2 separate regions of the Homo sapiens genome follow, and region 2 is linked to region 1. A link is a loop called in an ENCODE intact Hi-C map of the cell type or tissue named here. Cell type or tissue: endothelial cell of umbilical vein. All regions are shown on one strand. Each heading gives the region's core, and the rest is flanking DNA. Links, peaks and the distances in the headings are about the cores only. Region 1 holds the start of LOC124904628 (a long non-coding RNA gene). Region 2 holds the start of CD209 (CD209 molecule).

The links. A loop is a pair of places that touch in the nucleus more often than their neighbours do. Peaks named below come from ENCODE experiments on the same cell type or tissue, not always from the same donor. Only the 100,000 strongest peaks of a DNase experiment are listed, where the experiment ranks them.
Region 2: it touches region 1 in a loop (12-fold over the local background); 10 of 110 quality-filtered maps call a loop at or near these places.

The regions. Positions count from the first base shown.
Region 1 is chr19:7,794,956-7,805,052 of GRCh38, forward strand. It overlaps LOC124904628 (a long non-coding RNA gene), which reads left to right and starts at 1,644. Exons shown (of 2, transcript XR_007067118.1): 1 at 1,644-1,733. In endothelial cell of umbilical vein, for the core only: a CTCF peak has its summit at 4,804 (motif pointing left); DNase peaks (open chromatin) are centred at 3,776 and 4,756; H3K4me3 peaks cover 357 bases; H3K27ac peaks cover 859 bases.
Region 2 is chr19:7,746,035-7,756,131 of GRCh38, forward strand. CD209 (CD209 molecule) reads right to left here and starts at 1,500. Exons shown (of 7, transcript NM_021155.4): 1 at 1,432-1,500; 2 at 1,272-1,331; 3 at 426-497; 4 at 1-53. The coding sequence starts at 1,477. It also overlaps the pseudogene RPL21P129. RefSeq lists promoters at 1,378-2,805, 1,450-2,518, 1,478-2,585, 1,494-3,132, 1,494-2,752 and 7 more, cis regulatory regions at 1,532-1,537, 1,551-1,556, 1,574-1,579, 1,580-1,590, 2,348 and 8 more, an enhancer at 2,568-3,069 and a silencer at 2,849-3,143. In endothelial cell of umbilical vein, for the core only: no CTCF peak of the experiment used is centred there; a DNase peak (open chromatin) is centred at 2,937.

The DNA.
Region 1 (10,097 bases), core at 3,669-6,168:
ATCTCAGCTCACTGCAAGCTCCACCTCCCGGGTTCACGCCATTCTCCTGCCTCAGCCTCCCGAGTAGCTGGGACTACAGGCACCTGCCACCATGCCCGGCTAATTTTTTTTTTTTTTTGTATATTTAGAAGAGATGGGGTTTCACCGTGTCAGCCAGGATGGTCTCGATCTCCTGACCTCGTGATCCGCCCGCCTTGGCCTCCCAAAGTGCTGGGATTACAGGCGTGAGCCACTGCGCCTGGCCGGGTTTATGTTTTATATTCTCCTTTCCAAATCTGTACGGGGTTTGGACCATCATTAATTTCCACAGTTCTGGGTGTTCTGGGCTTACTGTTGGATCAATCATTTTAGGGCGTGGAGGAGCCATACTGCTGCCTTCCCAGAAGATAGGAAAGTCGCCTTTTATTCTGTACTTTTGGGTAGGTGCCTCTTCGGAATAGTCAACTGGGAAGCCGCGCTCTTGACATCCCTTGGGCCGTCCAGTACAATTTACTGCAAATCGCCCCTTAGGGGTCCAGTCAATGACGATTCCATAGGAGTTATTTTCCATCACCACGGCACTATTTGCAATGCAATCTTCCCAGGCCAGCTCCTCAGCTTCCTTAGACCATACTGTCAATTGTTCTGGGCATTTTTTCTTTCTTGGTCTAAATTGATTAGTAAGAATATTAGCTACACGATAGGAATTTCCTGAGGATATGACTTTAGTTTTAGATTGAAAGCTCCTTCCACTAACTATATGAATAGAGGCCTCTGACCCATTATGCGCAGGGACATAAACCATCCAGCTTTGTTTGTCATAATCTAAACATCCTGCTGCAGGCCCCAGACATACAGGAGGAGAGCGATAACCAATGGATGCATTTATTAACATTCCTTCCTCCTCTGGATGAATAGGGCCTTGGTTATCAGTTGGTCCAGGTGTCCAAACACTATCATTAACGTAAACCTCAACCGGGGGTTCCAACCAAGTGACAGGCCTAATTAAAGGCGGGAATGGGCCATATGCCCAACAGGTATAATTTTGTGCTGCTGTAGCCCCATGGAGACTTACCACCATAGCAATTACTGCAATTATAGCCACCATCATGAGTGAATCCCAACTTCTCCCCCTTTTTTGTTTTCTGTGTTAGGGTTTTTTGGTTGCAGGGCGTAGATATATGCAGCCACAGGTTTGTCAGGCGAGGAGGTCACTGCTCTTATTCCAGCTTTGCATCCCAGGATTAGTAAATAACAGAAGACAAACCTGAGTATAATTAGCAACATTTTTTTTTCCAGTCAAAGAGTGACCTGTAGTGTTACTTGGCATCTTAGTTTACTATACAGTATTAATGAGGAACCCCACTGGGGGTATGTTAATTTATTTTAGCTAAGCAGTTATGTTATTAGAAGCTGAGGGGTGGGGGGTTGTTAAAGTAACAGGGAAGAAGAAAGGCGGATTTAAGATATGAGCTTAATAGAGTGTAGTAGGTATAGGTAGTAGGCAAAGTGAGAGAATTAAAAATGAATGAATTATTTGGCTTAGTCTTCGCTTCTTCAGCACAATGTCTGGGGCCTATGTTGTTTGCGGAAGCCGCATTTTTGAGGCTACAGTTCCTGTAGGATCTTTCTTAGGCTGGCTCGAATTTTTTCTTCTTTCCGTCATTTGATGAGGACGTAGTCTTCAGGCTGGTACTGGAAATTCTAGGAGTGGTGCCTGTGCTGAGAGACTTTTTACCATCTTTAAAGAGCAGGTTAGTGTTTTAAGAAAAACTTGTGCTTTATTTTAATGTTTAGTTTATAGAAAAACTGGATGATACCTTTTTAACTTTAGCAAATGTTTACACACAATTTTTTACAATTATCATTTTAAAACTTGCTTAGACCTTCAAAACAAAAATTATACAACCTTTCTTGCACAAATTCCTTTTTATAACATTTTTCATGACTTTCACAGACAATCTTCAACATGCCTTAACTTTCTTCTTTTTTTTTTTTTTCTTTTTGAGACGGAGTCTTGCTCTGTCACCCAGACCGGAGTGCAGTGGCAAGAACTCGGCTCACTGCAAACTCCGCCTCCCGGGTTCACGCCATTCTCCTGCCTCAGCCTCCCGAGTAGCTGGGACTGCAAGCGCCAGCCACCACGCCCAGCTAATTTTGTGTAGTTTTAGTAGAGACGGGGTTTCACCATGTTAGCCAGGATGGTCTCGATCTCCTGACCTTGTGATCCGCCTATCTCGGCCTCCCAAAGTGCTGGGACTACAGGCGTGAGCCACCACACCCAGCCAACATGCCTTAACTTTGTATGTTTTATAACTTTCCTTACTAAAGGTACATTTTTATAACTTTCTTAATATTTCCTTTCCCTTCTTCCTACTTCATTTCTTTCCTTAGTCTTTCTTTTTGCATCTTTTTCTGATTTCTGTCTCTTCTAGTCTCTCTCTTATTTTTTTCTATTTCTCTTTCTAATGTACAATAATTAGATGAGTGTTGGTAACAATGGATATATGTACATATCTTAGTTTCCAAAATTTAGGGATGTGTTTAACATCTGTTTGCCACAACTGATTAGGTTCCAATCCTCTAGGGTTAACACCTGTTTAAGGAGGAAACGTGCCTGTCAGCTGGTAATCTGGGCATTGTAGGATAATTTGTTTAGCCAGTCTCTGGGCTAGTTGAAATTGTTTAGATAAGTTTCTCCAATTTTGGTGGAAAAATTGATGTGATTGGGTGGCTTGGTCAAGCAGTGATGTCATAACCTGAAGGTCTGCTTGATCTTGCCACAAGCCAATGGGCCAGGCAGAGATCTGTGGGCTCAAACGTGTGTAATAAAAATAGGATGTGTACCTTGGTCCGGCAATTGCTGAAGTTGAAGAAAAAGAGGCACACAGAGTGGGCTCCAGAGCGAACTTAAGGCTGTAAAAGTAATTTAATAAATAAACAGAACAGCCTCAGCTCTCCGAATGCTAGTAAATTTAGATCCAGTGATTGGATTACGTGGTCTCCACCAGACTGCCGCTTTTCCATCTTTACCAGACCCATTAGTAAAACCAGTCACAGCTCCCGCCGGGCGCGGTGGCTCATGCAGGTAATCCCAGCACTTTGGGAGGCCGAGGCGGGCGGATAACGAGGTCAGGAGATTGAGAACACGGTGAAACCCCGTCTCTACTAAAAATACAAAAAAATTAGCAGGGCGTGGTGGCAGGCGCCTGTAGTCCCAGCTACTGGGGAGGCTGAGGCAGGAGAATGGCGTGAACCGGGAAGGCGGAGCTTGCAGTGAGCCGAGATAGCGCCACTGCACTCCAGTCTGGGCGACACAGCGAGACTCCGTTTCAAAAAACAAAAACAAAACAAAAAAACCAGTCACAGCTCCTTCCAAAGGGGCATCACGAGTAATTTTCGGAGGAACCCATGTAGTTAATTTTAAGAACTGGAAAGTTTTATTTTTAGGATAATGATTATCAATACATCCAACAAATTCTGCTAAATAAACTTGCCATGTAACTGAATTAATAAATGCCTGTTTAACCTGATTTTTATTTATAGGAACTATAATCTTATTAGGTTCAGTGCCACAAAGTTTAACAACTCGCATACGAGCCTGTCCAATTAAAATTGCCATCTGATCTAAATATACTGTAAGTGTTTTTATGGTATTACGTGGCAAAAAGGACTATTCAACTAAATCATTATTTTGAACAATAATCCCCGTTGGGGAGTGTGAAGTAGGGAAAACAATGAATTGTAAAGGCAAGTCTGGGTCAATCCTACTGACCTGGGCTTGCGGAATTTTTTCTTCAATTACTCTTAACTCTTTCATGGCCTCGGGTGTTAGTTCTCTTTTACTGTGTAAACTGGAGTCTCCCCTCAGTATTGAGAAGAGATTAGACATAGCATAAGTAGGAATTCCTAAGGTGGGCCGAATCCAATTAATATCGCCTAACAATTTTTGAAAATCATTTAAGGTTTATTTGGTTTTTGTTTTTGTTTTTGAGACGGAATCTTGCTCTGTCCCCCAGGCTGGAGGGCAGTGGCTTGATCTCGGCTCACTGCAAGCTCCGCCTCCCGGGTTCACGCCATTCTCCCGCCTCAGCCTCCCGAGTAGCTGGGACTACAGGCGCGCAGCCACCACGCCCGGCTAATTTTTTGTATTTTTAGTAGAGGCGGGGTTTCACTGTGTTAGCCAGGATGGTCTCGATCTCCTGACCTTGTGATCCGCCCGCCTCAGCCTCCCAAAGTGCTGGGATTACAGGCGTGAGCCACTGCCCCCCCGCCCATTTAAGGTTTTTAAAGAAGCTTTTCTAATTTGAACCTTTTGAGGCTTAATGCTCTATCCTGTACTTGCATTCCCAAATACTGAAAAGGAGTGGTTGTTTGAATTTTGTCAGATGCTTTAAGCAATCCAGCGTTTGTAATTGCCTTTTGCAAAGATGAATAACATTGAATAAGTTGGCCTCTATTTTTTGCTGCACACATCTGGAAATTGATCTCTAACAGGCTGGATAGTTCTGCCTACAAAAGTCTGACAAATTGTGAGACTGTTTAACATACCCCGAGGTAAAACCTTCCAATGATATCTGGCTGCAGGTTCTTTATTATTAACTGCAGGGATGGTAAAGCCAAATTTTTCGAAATCTGCCTCTGCTAAAGGAATTGTAAAAAAAAAAAAAAAAAAAAAAAAAAAAAAAAAGCAATCTTTTAAATCTATAATAACAAGCGGCCAGTCTTTAGGGATTATAATGGGGGATGGGAGCCCTGGTTGTAAAGCTCCCATCGGTTGAATTACAGCGTTGACCGCTAGTAAATCGGTCGGCATGCGCCATCTGCCGGACTTTTTCTTAATTACAAATACTGGGGAATTCCAAGGAGAAAAAGTGGGTGTGAAACATGTCCTTTTTCTAGTAATTCTTTAACTATTTCATAAAGCGCCCCCAATTTTTCCTTAGGGATCGGCCACTGTTCGACCCAGACAGGGCGCTGGGTCATCCATTTTTAAGGGAAATTGCTCCTTCCCCGTAATGAACGGCAGGGCGAGCCTGAATTTTAATTAACTGGTGGCTGAGCCTGAATCATCCCTTTACCGTAATTAACGGCAGGTTTTGCAACAATGGGCGCGGCGAACCGCGTCTCAGGCTTCCATGCCCGCAATTCACAAGGCTTAGGCGCGGGTGGCCATTCCGGAGCTTCCCCTGAGGGTGCGGTAGGTTGGACGGTCTCTTTCATATGTGTTTGGTTAGCATATATAACCTCCTGATTCTCCGCCTTTTTTAAACTGGAGCTAGATGGTGCACTCTCCTGACCGTCAAACTCGTCTCCTTCATTTCCAAATGCTGGTTCCTCCTCAGTCTGCAAAGGCTCACGTGCTGTTTTCACTGCCGCCCACACAGACCAAGCGGAGAAAGGAATTTCTTGACCCTCTTTTTGTGCCTGTTTGAAGTCAGCCCTTATTTTTTCCCAGTCTTTCAAATCCATGGAGCTGTGTTCCGGGAACCAAGGAGAATATTGTTCTATTAGCTGAAACAGGGACAGAAGATTTTGGGTGCTCACGTTTAACCACAGTGGCACAATAACTGCCGCACCAAACTCAAATAATTATTATGTCTACTCTCAGCCTGACCCACAATTTCCTGTTGTTACCCTGGAATTCTCCGAGCGCCCCGCTTACCTGCAGAGCTTAAAAGTCTTTTCGTTGGCCGGCGCGGTGGCTCACGCCTGTAATCCCAGCACTTTGGGAGGCCGAGGCGGGCGGATCACGAGGTCAGGAGATCAAGACCATCATAGCTAACATGGTGAAACCCCGTCTCTACTAAAAATACAAAAAGTTAGCCGGGCGTGGAGGCGGGCGCCTGTAGTCCCAGCTACTTGGGAGCTGAGGCAGGAGAAGGGCGTGAACCCGGGAGGCGGAGCTTGCAGTGAGCCGACATCGAGCCACTGCACTCCAGCCTGGGTGACAGAGCGAGACTCCGTCTCAAAAATAAATAAATAAATAAATAAGTAAAAATTAAAAAAAAACTTTTCGTCCTTGGGAGTTCTCCATCTGTCGGTCCTTCATTTTCGACGCTCCTGCATTCCTTCACCCGGTTGTTTTGGAGATACCACGTTGGGCGCCAGATGGTGGGGTCCAGCCTCAACACTACCCGTGGGTACCTGAAGTCCGGTGGCGACAAAGGAATGAGAAAAGACAAGTTAAGATTTTAAAGCAGGCCCAGGGGGCCAGTTGCTAGAGTGAAGGCTGCAAAACGCCCAGAGTTCTGGTTGCCTGACGATTTATTGAGCACAATCTTTTGATCTAAGAAGCAGCTGGGATGAAACGGTGAAGGAGCGGGAGCGTACGTCATTGGAAAGATGTAGAGCAGTGGCGGTTATATGAATTTCCTTTAAGCTAAAAGCATATGTCTAACTGCTAAGACAGTCTTTAACTTATCGGGCTGCAGCTGGTGGGGGCCGGTTTTACAAGGAGCTAGGATGTCTGGTCACGTTCCAACACTTCAAGGGAGTGTGTCAGCCCAGAGCATTCTGTGTAAAGCCGCAGAGCAGGTCATGCCCTCTGGCCTGGGAACTTAATGGCTTGCGGAGATGATTCTCCTAAGGGCCCCCTACAGTTTTCCATAGGTGTCCTACACAGGGGTGACTGACTAAACTGGCACCCCATAAACCTTTCCACCAGCACTTTTGTTTCAGGCTGCTGGCTCTGGTGAGCTCTTCTTTTTTGTTTTGTTTTATTTATTTATTTATTTATTTATTTACTTTATTTTTTTTGAGACACAGTCTCGCTGTCTCCCAGGCTGGAGTGCAGTGGCGTGATCTCAGCTCACTGCAAGCTCCACCTCCCAGGTTCAGGCCATTCTCCTGCCTCAGCCTCCGGAACAGCTGGGACTACAGGTGCCCACCAGCACGCCCAGCTAATTTTTTGTATTTTTAGTAGAGACGGGGTTTCACCATGTTAGCCAGGATGGTCTTGATCTCCTGACCTCGTGATCCACCCGCCTCAGCCTCCCAAAGTGCTGGGATTACAGGTGTGAGCCACCGCGCCTGGCCTCATTTATTTGTTTTTTAGATGGAGTCTCACTCTGTCACCCAGGCTGGAGTGCAGTGGCACAATCTCAGCTCACTGCATCCTCCACCTCCCAGGTTCAAGGGATTCTCGTGCCTCAGCCTCCCTGGTAGCTGGGATTATAGGTGTGTGTCACCATGCCCGGCTAGTTTTGTATTTAAAAATAGGCAGGATTAAAAAGTAGGTGGGGTTGATCCAACCATTATCTACATGATTGAACCCCACCTTCAGCCCCTTCCCCTTCCTGGAGGTCAGGTGGCTAAAAATCCCAACCTTGGTGGTTGGTGTTTCTGGCATGACCAGCCCCCATCCTGAGTCACCTCCTTGGTATAAGCTCAGTTATGGTCCAGGGCCCCCATGAATAATAAAGACGCTTCTTTTTTTTTTTTATTTCCATAGGTTTGGGGGAACATGTATTTGGTTACATGATTAAATTCCTTAGTGGTGATTCATGAGAGTTTGGTGCACCCATCTCCCAAGCAGTATACACTGCACCTAATTTGTAGTATTCTATCCGTCAGCTTTCCACCCTTTCCCCTTGAGCCCCCAAAATCCACTGTGTCATTCTTATGCCTTTGCATCCTCATAGCTTAGCTCCCACTTATGAGTGAGAGTATACAATGTTTGGTTTTCCATTCCTGAGTTCCTTCACTTAGAATAATGGTCTCCAGTCCCATCCAGGTTGCTGCAAATCCCATTAATTCATTCCGTTTCATGGCTGAGTAGTATTCCATTTTATATGTATGCCACAGTTTCTTCACCCATTCGTTGACTGATGGAAATTTAGGTTTGTTCCACGTTTTTGCACTTGCGAATTGTGCTGCTATAAACATGTGTGAACAAGTATCTTTTTTGTATCATGACTTCTTTTCCTCTGGATAGATACCCAGTAGTGGGATTGCTGGCTCAAATGGTAGTTTTACTTTTAGTTCTTTAAGGAATCTCCACGCTGTTTTCCATAGTGGTTGTACTAGTTTACATTCCCACCAGCAGTGTAAAAGTGTTCCCTGTTTGCCACATCCACACCAACATCTATTATTTTTTGAGTCTTTGATTATGGCCATTCTTGCAGGAGTAAGGTGGTATCACATTGTGGTTTTGATTTGCATCTCCCTGATCATTAGTGATGTTGAGCATTTTTCCATATGTTTGTTGGCCATTAAGACACTTCTATTACTTGGAAAATTCCAAGAGTTTAGACGCCCCCTGCCAGGAACCAGAGGTAGTGACTAGACAGATTATTTAGCACACAATATCTTTCTATCTTAAAATCGCAATCATATCTGCAAAGTCTCTTTTTGCCATATAAGGTGACATTCATAGGATCCAGGGATTAGGACTTGGATATCTTTTTTTTTTTTTTTTTTGAGAAGGAGTTTCACTCTTGTTGCCCAGGTTGGAGTGCAATGGCATGATCTCAACTCACTGCAACCTCCACCTCCCAGGTTCAAGTGATTCTCCTGTCTCAGCCTCCTGAGTAGCTGGGATTACAGACATGCACCACCACACCTGGCTAACTTTGTATTTTTAGTAGAGACAGAGTTTCACCATCTTGGTCAGGCCGGTCTCGAACTCCCGACCTCAGGTGATCCGCCCGCCTCAGCCTCCCAAACTGCTGGGATTACACATGTGAGCCACCATGCCTGGCCAGGACTTGGATATCTTTGCAGGCCATCATGCATCCTAGCTCAAAGAGTAACTAGCTGAGAAAGACTCCCAGGTGGGGGATGGAAGTCGAAATGCGTACCTGGTGGCCTAACTGCTTGCTGAGCTGGGTTAAGTGGCAATTTGGAAGATCCACAGACAGATCTAGTCTAACTTACTGATGATCAAGTGGAGATCTCTGACTCACTGAACAGCAACAGAGACGAACTGACAGGATTGACTTCCAGGCTGACTGACAACCTCAACGGCAGAGCCTCTTCCAGGTTGTAGTGACAAATGTACAATGGAAGCACAGGTGGACAGGAGAAGCCCAGGAGTCTCTTCCTGGGGGTGGAGCTGAGTAAGTACCGGCTGTGGCTGGGGCAGAAGGAAGAGGCCCCCAGGTTAAGCTGGAACTTCCCCAGGATCCTGTCCATGGCTCACGCATGCCCTCGAGCCCCTGGTACTCCAGGCTTAGATGCTGGGGCAGCAGGGCTGGAGGGAACCTCAGGGCAGGAGCCCAGAGAGCCAAATAACTGGATTCAAAGGGTCCATCCTCCCTTCACCATTGGCCTCAGGCATACCTGATCAATGCACAGGTCCCAGCTTGCAGTCTCCTGGCTCTAACTGGCTGGTGTTAGAGCAGATCCATAAAGACCCCAAATAAGAGAGTCAGGACCAAATTGTCCTCCCTGGCCCTTGGCCCCAGCCCACCCCCCTGCCCCACTCCCCAACACACAAGAGTCAACCTTCCAGGGAAGAAAGGAATCCCTGGAGCCTATCCCTCATCCTAGAACAGATATTCAGTCAGCTTTTATGGTCCTGGAATATTGGTCTTGCTAGAAAGACTATTCTAAATGCCAACAGCTGGCCGAGTGTGATGGCTCATGCCTGTAATCCCAACACTTTGGAAAGCTAAAGTCAGTGGATCACTTGAGCCCAGGGGCTCAAGCTCAGCCTGGGCAACATAGTGAGACCCTGTCACTATAAAAATAGTTTTTTTTGAGGTGGAGTCTCGCTCTGTCGCCCAGGCTGGAGTGCAATGGCGTGATCTCGGCTTACTGCAACCTCTGCCTCCTGGGTTCAAGCGATTCTCCTGCCTCAGCCTCTTGAGTAGCTGGGATTACAGGCACACCCCACCACACCTGGCTAATTTTTGTATTTTTAGTAGAGACAGGGTTTCACCATGTTGGTCAGGCTGGTTTCGAACTCCTGACCTCAGGTGATCCACCTGTCTCAGCCTCCCAAAGTGCTGGGATTACAGGCATGAGCCACTGTGCCAGGCCTGTTAAATGACTTTTCTAAACTACTTCTGTAAAGTCTATATTCTCTGTCATGGCTACTGAAGTCTTTGCTCAGTTAGCTTCATGGTTAGCTAGTGGTTGGACAGAGATTTCCTTGAATGTCTGGAATCGGAAGT
Region 2 (10,097 bases), core at 1,994-4,493, 51 kb before region 1:
GATCGCGTCTTGCCTGGATTGTTCCTGACTTATGGAGCTGGGGACCTTGGACACTGGGCCAAGAAAAAAAAGGAACTGCAATTATTAAACACCTACTGTGTGCCAAGCCTTGAACTGAGCCCCATAGGGACATCATTTGTGAGAGCCAAGGTCTTGGTTAATCCCCTTTGAAGATGAAGAAAACTGACACCTGGAGAAGGCAGCACAGAAGGCCAAGGAGAGCCAGATTCTTCCTGTCCTCCTCCTCCTCCCTCTCCTGTCCTGCCCTAGAGTGGGGAGGGGCTGTGGGAGAGGCCCCTACAGACCCCCAGGGACAACATCTTGGCTCTCAGTCCCACCTCCCTCCCAGATCTGGCAGCCCCAGGCTGTGTCCACAGCCAAAAGCCAGGCGTGGGGACCCCAGACCCTCAGAACCTGCCCCTGACCTTGGACAAGGAGCCCAGCCAAGAGCGTGAAGGAGAGGAGTTGCAGCACCAGGGGACCATGGCCAAGACACCCTGAGAGAGGATACATGCGTCAGCCTGCCAGTGTCCCCACCGGAGCCTGGCCCAGGGAGAGCCTGGTCTAAATCCCTCAGCACCCCAGGACCCAGGAACCCCAGCCCCAGCCCCCTCCACTCCAACACCTGGGAATCCAGGCCCTAGCTCTAACCTCCCCAGGACCCAGGGACCCCGTCCCCAGCCTCCCCTTCCCCAGGTCCCAGGAACCAGGTACCTGCTTCCACCTCCCCAGGACCCAGGAATCCAGGCCCCAGCCTCTACATTCCCAGGTCCCTGGAACCCAGGCCCCCAGCTCCCACCTCCCCAGGACCCAGGGACCCAGGACCCAGCCTCCCCTTCCCCAGGTCCCAGTAACCCAGGTACCTGCTCCCACCTCCCCAAGACCCAAGAATCTGGGTCCCAGCCCCTACATCCCCAGGTCCCAGGAACCCAGGCCCAAGTCCCCACCTCCCCATGACCCAGGAGTCCAGGCCCAGGCCCCCACCTCTCCAGGACCCAGGAGTCTAGGCCCCTGACCCCACCTCCCCAGGACCCAGGAACCCAGGCTTCAACTTCTACCTCCCCAGAACCCAGGAGTCTTGGCCCCAGCCTCCACCTTCCCAGGAACCAGGAATTCAGGCCCCAAACTCAACCTCCTCAGGTCCCAGGAGTCCAGGCCCCTAGCCCCACATCCCCAGGACCCAAGAGTCCAGGCCCCAGCGTCCAGCTCCTCAGGACCCAGGAGTCCAGGAGTCTCTCGTCTCTCCTCCCAAACTGCTAAGTCCTCTCTACCTGCTAAGCTCTTGTATCCTCGAGTCTGTCGGAATCCAAGGCCTCTCAGCTGTTCCTCCTCTGAATGGATAGACGTGAAATCAGAGCCTGGGCAGGCTGAGGCCATGGCTGGCCATCCCTTCCCCCTTCCCAGAATCCCAGCGTCCCAACCCAGCCTCACCCAGGAGGCCCAGCTGCTGCAGTCTTGGTTCCTTGGAGTCACTCATGTCACCCCACTCTCCCCCAGTGTCCAGAACTCCTGGGGGCCACAGCTTTTATTTCCCACCCTGTGATCTTTACTTCCTAAATCTAGTCTCCCACAGAAAGAGAAACAGGAAGTTGGGTAGGGATCTGTCATCCAAAAGACTAGTGGAAAGCATCAGAGCATGAGATGGGCCGGATCTTTCAAGAATTTCAGGGAGGCAGTGGGGGATGGTCTGGGGTTGACAGGGAGAAGGACTCATCCACTCATGGATGGCTGAGCAGTGGGATGCTTTTAATGAAATCTGATAAATTGTAAGAGAAAGCTACTGTGTTACACCCCCTCCACTAGGGCAAGGGTAGGCAGGTAGCACCCCCAGTTCCTGGAAGCACTGTCCCCTGTGACCTCCTGGCTTTCCTGCTTTGAGCTGCTGCTGTCCTCATTTTTGGGAATTCCTGCTGACTTTGGGAGTTGGGGCAGAATCATAATTGCTTGTTTATTTAATGCCTAGGGTAGTCAGGTACTTTTCCAACAGCTTTATAAACTCATTCATTTAATGTTCCTACCCTTCAGTAGATCATATGACCTCCATTATACAGATGAGGAAACTGAGGAGGCACTGCAAGTTTAGCTAACTGGCCCAAGGTCACACAGCTGGTAGATGGTGGGGCTGAGACTTGAACCCAGTCTGCCTCCACAGTGCATGCTGTTAACCAAAGAGTGAAATAGTATCAAAGAGGAAAGAAAAGATCCATAGCAGCTTTATTTAGAATGATCTGAAATTGGAACAACCCCGTGTCCACCAGCAGGTGAATGATAAAAAATATAATGGCATATTCAAAGATTGGAATACTATACAGCAATGAAAAAGCAAAGTACTAGTACATTTAATAACATAGATAAATCTCACAAAACAGTAAAAGGACCCAGACAGAGTGAGTACACACTGTAAGATTTGATTTTGTGTGAATTTTGAGAACAGGCAGAACTAACCTTTGAAGGAGACTCAGAATGGGAATTATCAGGAAGGAGCAGGTGGAGATTGACAACGGGGTTTCTGTATGCTGGAAATGTTCTATATTTTGATCATAGAGATGTGCATTTACCACATGTGTGTTAAATCTCAGTTTAAAGATGGAAAATACATACATGTATCATAATCAAATAGTGGTTTTCGACCTGATCTTTACTTTGTATTCTTTTTTAAAATGTTTTAATTTTAGAATAATTTTGGGTTTATAGCAAAGTTGCAAATGTAGGAAAGAGATTTCCCATATGTAAATCCCTCACCTAGGGATCCCTAATGTGAACCCAGTTTCTCCTAATGGTAACATTTCACATGGTAATGAGGTAGGAAACTGGAAGAACTTGTTTTCTGGCCACAACCCTGCAGACCCATACAGAATCTGGTCCAGATGAGATGATGTGAAGAAACCAGCAGGAACCAGCAGATGGCAACAAAAGCAATCCCTGGCTGCCTCATTGCTCGTGGGCATAAGATACTCCCTCCAGTGCCATGACTGTTTACCGATGCCATGGCAATGACCTAGAAGTTCCCACCTGTTTCCATGGAAACAACCTGGACATCTTCGCCCTTTTCCTTAAAACTTCTAAAGAACCTGCTCCTCAATTTGCATTGACCCACCCCTTAACTGACGTATAACTGAAAGTGAGTTGACATGAGTATAACTACAGCTGCCAAGAGCTTGTATGTTGTTGACTCTGGGTGCACTGCCTATGAGTTAGCCCTGCTTCACAAGGAGCAGTATCATTACATAAAAAATATCTGTCTAAGGCCAGGTATGGTGGCTCACGCCTGTAATCCTAACACTTTGGGAGGCTGAGGTGGGCGGATCACAGGGTCAGGAGTTCGAGACCCTCCTGGCTACATGGTGAAACCCCATCTCTTTTAAAAATACAAAAAAAATTAGCCAGGCATGGCACGTGTCTGTAGTCCCAACTACTCAGGGGGCTGAGGCGGAAGAATTGCTTGAACCTGGGAGGCAGAGGTTGCAGTGAGCTGAGACTGTGACAATGCACTCCAGCTTGGGCGAGAGAGTGAGACTCCATCTCAAAAACAAACAAACAAAACCGGTGGCTCACGCCTGTAATCCCAGCACTTTGGGAGGCTGAGGCGGGCAGATCACCTGAGGTCAGGAGTTCGAGACCAGCCTGAGCAACATGGTAAAACCCTGTCTCTACTAAAAATACAAAATTAGCCAGGCATGGTGGCTGATGCCTGTAATCCCAGCTACTCGGGAGGCTGAGGCAGGAGAATCACTTGAACCTGGAAGGCAGAGGTTGCAGTGAGCCGAGACTGCAATACTGCACTCCAGCCTGGGCGACAGAGTGAGACTCCATGTCAAAAACAAACAAACAAACAAACAAAAGGTGGCTCACGCTTGTAATCCCAGCACTTTGGGAGGCCAAGGCAGGCAGATCACCTGAGGTTGGGAGTTCAAGACCAGTCTGACCAACATGGAGAAACCCTGTCTCTACTAAAAATACAAAATTAGCCAGGCATGGTGGCTGATGCCCATAATCCCAGCTACTCAGGAGGCTGAGGCAGGAGAATCGCTTGAACCTGGGAGGCAGAGGTTGCGGTGAGCTAAGATCGTGCCATTGCCTTCCAGCCTGGGCAACAAGAGTGAAACTCTGTCTCAAAAAAAAAAAAAATCTCTGTCTGACATCACTGGCTCACCCTTGAATTCTTTCCAGAGCGAAGCCAAGAACCCTCCCCAGCTAAGCCCCAATTTTGGGGTTCACCTGTCCTGCAACATTTGGTGACCTTGAAGGAACAAAGACAGTGAGCAAGCGGCAGTGACTGGTGCAGCACTGCCGATCTGCCGATGGTGATCGCCAGTGAGACAGTGAGACAGTGGGGATCACTGAAGAATTAGTAAGACAGCAGAGACAGTGGCAATTGGTGATTGGCAGAGAGGTGAAACAGCAAGGGATGGCAAGACAGCAAGACGGCAACTGGTAAGGTGGCAAGAGGCGCCCGTCGGTGATAGGTCAGTGAGACAGAGAGGTGGTGATCAGAGAGTGGTGGAGTGGTGGCAAAGAAAGAAAGACAGAGAGGTGGTATATTAGTCTGTTTTCACGCTGCTTGATGAAGACGTACCTGAAACTGGGCAATTTGTAAGAAAAAGAGGTGCCTTTTGGCCGTAACTGCCATCTTCCAGTAATTTGCCAAAATGATGAACGCAAAGGGGAAGAGGAGAGGCACCCAATATATGTTCTCTAGGCCTTTTAGAAAGCATGGAGTTGTTCCTTTGGCCACGTATATGCGAATTTGTAAGAAAGGTGATATTGTAGACATCAAGGGAATGGGTACTGTTCAAAAAGGAATGGACCACAAGGGTTACCGTGGCAAAACTGGAAGAGTCTACAATGTTACCCAGCATGCTGTTGGCATTGTTGTAAACAAACAAGGGCAAGATTCATGCCGAGAGAATTAATGTGTGCATTGAGCGCATTAAGCATGCTAAGAGCTGAGATAGCTTCCTGAAATGTGTGAAGGAAAATAATCAGAAACAGAAAGAAGCCAAAGAGAAAGGTACCTGGGTTCAACTGAAGCACCAGCCTGCTCCACCCAGAGAAGCATGCTTTGTGAGAACCAATGGGAAGGAGGCTGAGCTGCTGGAAACTCTTCCCTATGAATTCATGGCATCAGAGGTGTTAAAAAAATAAAAGACCTCTGGATTGTGAAAAAAAAAAAAAAAAGAAAAGAAAAGAAAAGAAAGAAAGAAAGAAAAAGAGGTTTAATGGGCGGTTCCACATGGCTAGGGAGGCCTCACAATCAGGTGGAAGGCAAAAGGTAAGTCTTACATGGCAGCAGACCAGAGCGAATGAGACAGCCAAGCAAAAGGGGTTTCCCCTTATAAAACCATCGGGTCTCATGAGACTGACTCACTACCACGAAAACAGTGTGGAGGAAACTGCACCCATGATTCAATTATCTCCCACTGGGTTCCTCCCACAACACGAGGGAATTATGGGAGCTACGATTCAAGGTGAGATTTGGGTAGGGACACACCCAAACGATATCAGATGGTGATCAGCGGTCAGCAGGATGATGATTGGTGAGACGGAGAGGCAGCAGTTGACGAGAGACAGCAAGACAGCCATCAGCACTACGGTAATCAAAGCTGCAGAGCTGTAACACTAACCAAGGACTCTTTGAAGAACCATCATCTTCCCTAGCAGGCAATGGAGCTGAGCAGATGAACATTCGGCTGTAGTGCCATGTGATGTGGGACCAGCCACTCTGACCAGCAGGCCAATAGGCTACTGGTCCCCTGTGACAGCTGAGCTGGCCCAAGCTGGGAAACCTGGGCACCTGGCCTTGGTGGAGAAGACCTTCACCCAGGCCCTAAGTTGGAGACCAGTCAGTGCCATTTTGGCTCCTGGGGACAGGTGAGTGTCCCCTCTGCCCCCGCCTCCACAGTATTGTGTGAGCCAGGAAATAAGACTTTTGGCTAGATAGTCAATTCAAAGTCCCCTGTAGCACATCTGACCAACTACGTTCTTTTTTTTTTTTCTTTTTTTGAGGCGGAGTCTTGCTCTGTCGCCCAGGCTGGAGTGCAGTGGCGCGATCTCGGCTCACTGCAAGCTCCGCCTCCCGGGTTCACACCATTCTCCTGCCTCAGCCTCCCCAGTAACTAGGACTACAGGCGCCTGCCACCACGCCTGGCTAATTTTTTGTATTTTCAGTAGAGACGGGGTTTCACCGTGTTAGCCAGGATGGTCTCGATCTCCTGACCTGGTGATCCACCGGCCTCGGCCTCCCAAAGTGCTGGGATTACAGGCGTGAGCCACTGCGCCCAGCCCAACTACATTCTTATTACCCCTTTTCTTGGTCCTTCCTCCTCTAATGTCATTTTATTTTTCCATCAGCCGTTTATTTTATTTCATCTTGAAATGTATGTTTTGTTTACAGTTTTAGTTTTTTTGTTTTTGTTTATCATATGATATTACTTATCATGGATATTACTTATTACTTATCATCAGCCAAGCTTGATAACTTAGCTGAGGTACTGTTTGTCATGTTTCTCCCTATACAACATTATGATCAAATAAAGTTTTTTTGACAAACACATGGATGGCATCAGAAAATCTATTAATAATAGCATACCATCCGGGCACTGTGGCTCACATCTGTAATCCCAGCGCTTTAGGAGGCTGAGGTGAATGGATCACCTAAGGTCAGGAGTTCAAGACCAGCCTAGCTAACATGGTGAAACCCTATCTCTACTAAAAACACAAAATTAGCCAACACGGTGGCACATGCCTATAATCCCAGCTACTTGGGAGGCTGAGGCAGGAGAATCGCTTAAACCCGAAAGGCAGAGGTTGCAGTGAGCCGAGATTGTGCCATTGCACTCCAATTTGGGCTACAGAGTGAGACTCCATCTCAAATAATAATAATAATAATAAATCAAATAAACAATTTAAAGTAGAAAACCTACATATCACAGTAGATCAAATAAAAGGGTTCAATAAAACTCAACAGTGACTCATGATTTACATTTTTAAGTCTTCATCAACTAAGAGTAGAAGGAAATATCCTTAACATGGTTGTGGTATCCATCAAACCCACAGCAAACACCATTTCTACTGGAGAAACTTTAGAAGCATTCCCATTGAAATCAAGACAAATGAAAAGAAAATCCACAAACTTGCAAAAATATTTGCAAGACATATATAAAGAAATCATCCAGCCTGGGCAGCACCGTGAGATCTTGTCTCTACAAATAATTTAAAAATTTAGCCAAGCGTGGTGGTGCACACCTGTAGTCCCAGCTACTTGGGCAGCTGAGGTGGGAGATTGCTTAAGCTCAGGAGGTCAAGGCTGCAGTGAGCTATGATAGTGCCAGTGAGCTTCAGCCTGGGAAACAGAGCAAGACCCAATCTCAAAAGAAAAAAGAGACTCATATTCAAAGTAAGTAAAGAACTCCTAAAACCCAACAGTAAGAAAACAACAAACCTAGTTTAAAGATGAGCAAAAGTACAGATCAACAATGGAAAAACAACCCAATTAAAAATGGGCAAAGGACTTGACTAAACATTTTTCCAAAGAAGATATACAAGTGGCCAACGAGCACGTGAAAAGATGCTCGACATCACTAATCATTCAGGAAATGCAAATTAAAACCACAATGAGATACCACCTAACACCCACTAGGATGACTACTACAAAAAATAATAACGTGGCCGGGCACAGTGGCTCACGTCTGTAATCCCAGCACTCTGGGGGCCGAGGCGGGCAGATCATGAGGTCAGGAGATCGAGACCATCCTGGCTAACACGGTGAAACCCCGTCTCTACTAAAAATACAAAAAAATTAGCCGGGTGTGGTGGCGGGTGCCTGTAGTCCCAGCTACTCGGGAGGCTGAGGCAGGAGAATAGTGTGAACCCAGGAGGCAGAGCTTGCAGTGAGCCAAGATCATGCCACTGCACTCCAGCCTGGGCGACAGAGTGAGATTCCATCTCAAAAACAATAATAATAATAATAATATAATAACATAACAAATAATGGCAAAGATGTGGAGAAACTGGAACTCTTGTGCATTGTTGGTGGGAATGTAAAATGGTGCGGTCACCACAGAAAACAGTATGGCAGTTCCTAAAAAATAGAAATAAAAATTTCATTACATATAATCCAGCAATCCCACTTCTGGGTGTATACTCAAAACAATTGAAAGCAAGGACTGTTTTCTGTTTTATGGTGTAATTGTCTAGTTTTAGTCTTGGCGTAATGTGGGCCTGGTAGAATGAGTTAGGAAGAATTCCTTCCTCTTCAATTTTTTGGATTAGTTTGAGAATTTATGTTAGTTCTTTGTAAGTTTGGTAGAATTTAGCAGTGAAGTCATCCAGCCCTGGGCATTTCTTTGTTGGGAGGCATTTTACTTTGATTCAATCTCATTACTCATTATTGTTCTGTTTCAGGTTTTCTATTTCTTCCTGTTTCAATCTTGGTAGGTTGTCCAGGAATTTATCCATTTCCTCTAGGTCTTCTAATTTGGTTAGCATATAGTTGTTCATAATAGTCTCTGATGATTTTTTTTCTGTGTATTTCTGTGGTTTCAATCGTAATCTCTCCTTTTCAGTTCTGATTTTGTTTATTTGGGCCTTATCTCTTTTTTTCTTGGTTAGTCTAGATAGTGGTTTATCAATTTTGATTATCTTTTAAAAAAATTTCCTTTTGCTGATCCTCTGTTTTTGTTTTTGTTTTTGTTTTTAGTCTTTATTTCATTTAGTTCTGTTCTGGTTTGTGTTATTTCCTTCCATCTAATTTTGGGTTTGGTTTGGTTTTACATTCCTAGTTCCTTGAGGTGTATTCCTAGGTTGTTTATTTGAAATCTTTCTACTTTTTTGATGTAGGCATTTTGTGTGTTTTTTTGTTTTTAAGACGGCATCTCACTATGTTGCCTAGGCTGGTCTTGAACTCCTGGGCTCAAGCAAGCCTCTCACCTTGGCCTCCCAAGGTGCTGGGATTACTGGCATGAGCCACCGCACCCGGCCCTGATGTAGGCATTTATTGCTTTAAACTTTCCTTTTAGTGTTGCTTTTATTGTATCCCACAGATTTTGGTATGCTCTGTGTCCATTTTGATTTGTTTCAAGAATTTTTTTTATTTCTTTCTTAAGGTCTTCATTGACCCAGTGGTTGTTCAGGAGCATATGGTTTAATTTCCATGTATTTGTACAGTTTTCAGAGTTCCTCTTGTTATTAATTTGTAGTTTTACTCCATTGTGGTCTGAGAAGATATTTGATATAATTCTGATTTTGTAAAAAATGTGTTGTGGCCCAACATGTGATCTATTCTGGAGTATGTTCCATGTGCTGATGAGAAGAATGTGTGTGCTGCAGCTGTTGGATGAAATATTCTGCAAATATCTGTTAGGTCCATTTGGGCTAAATTGTAGTTTAAATCTGATGTTTCTTTGTTGATTTTTCTGTCTAGATTATCTGTCTCGTGCTGAGAGTGGGGTGTTGAAGCCCCAAACTATTATTGTATTGAAGTCTATCTCTCCCTGTAGATCTAATAAGATTTCCTTTATATATCTGGGGCTTTGGTGTTGGGTACACATATATTTAAAATTGTTATATCCTCTTGCTGAATCAATCCCTTTATCATTATATAATGACCTTCTTTGCCTATTTTTACTGTCTTTGACTTAAAGTCTGTTTTATCTGATATCAGTGTAGCTACTCCTGCTCACTTTTTGTTTCCATTTGTTAGAATTTCTTTTATCATCCTTTCACTTTTAGTCTATATGTGTTTTTTTTTTTAAGAGATGGGGTCTCACTCTGTTGCCTAGGCTGGAGTGCAGTGGCTATTCCCAGACACAATCAGCTCATTGCACCCTCAAAACCCTGGGCTCAAGCAATCCTCCTGCCTCAGCTCCTTGAGTAGTTTGGACTATAGACACATGCTATCATACCTGGCTAGCTTTACAAAAATTTTTTTAGAGATGCAGTCTTACCATGTGGCCCAGACAGGTCTCAAACTCCTGACCTCAAGCAATCATCCTTCTTCAGCCTCCTCCTGAGTATATATACGTGTCTTTACAGGTGAAGTGAGTTTCTTATAGACAGCATATAGTTGGGTCTTTTTAAAAAATTCATTCAGCCAGTCT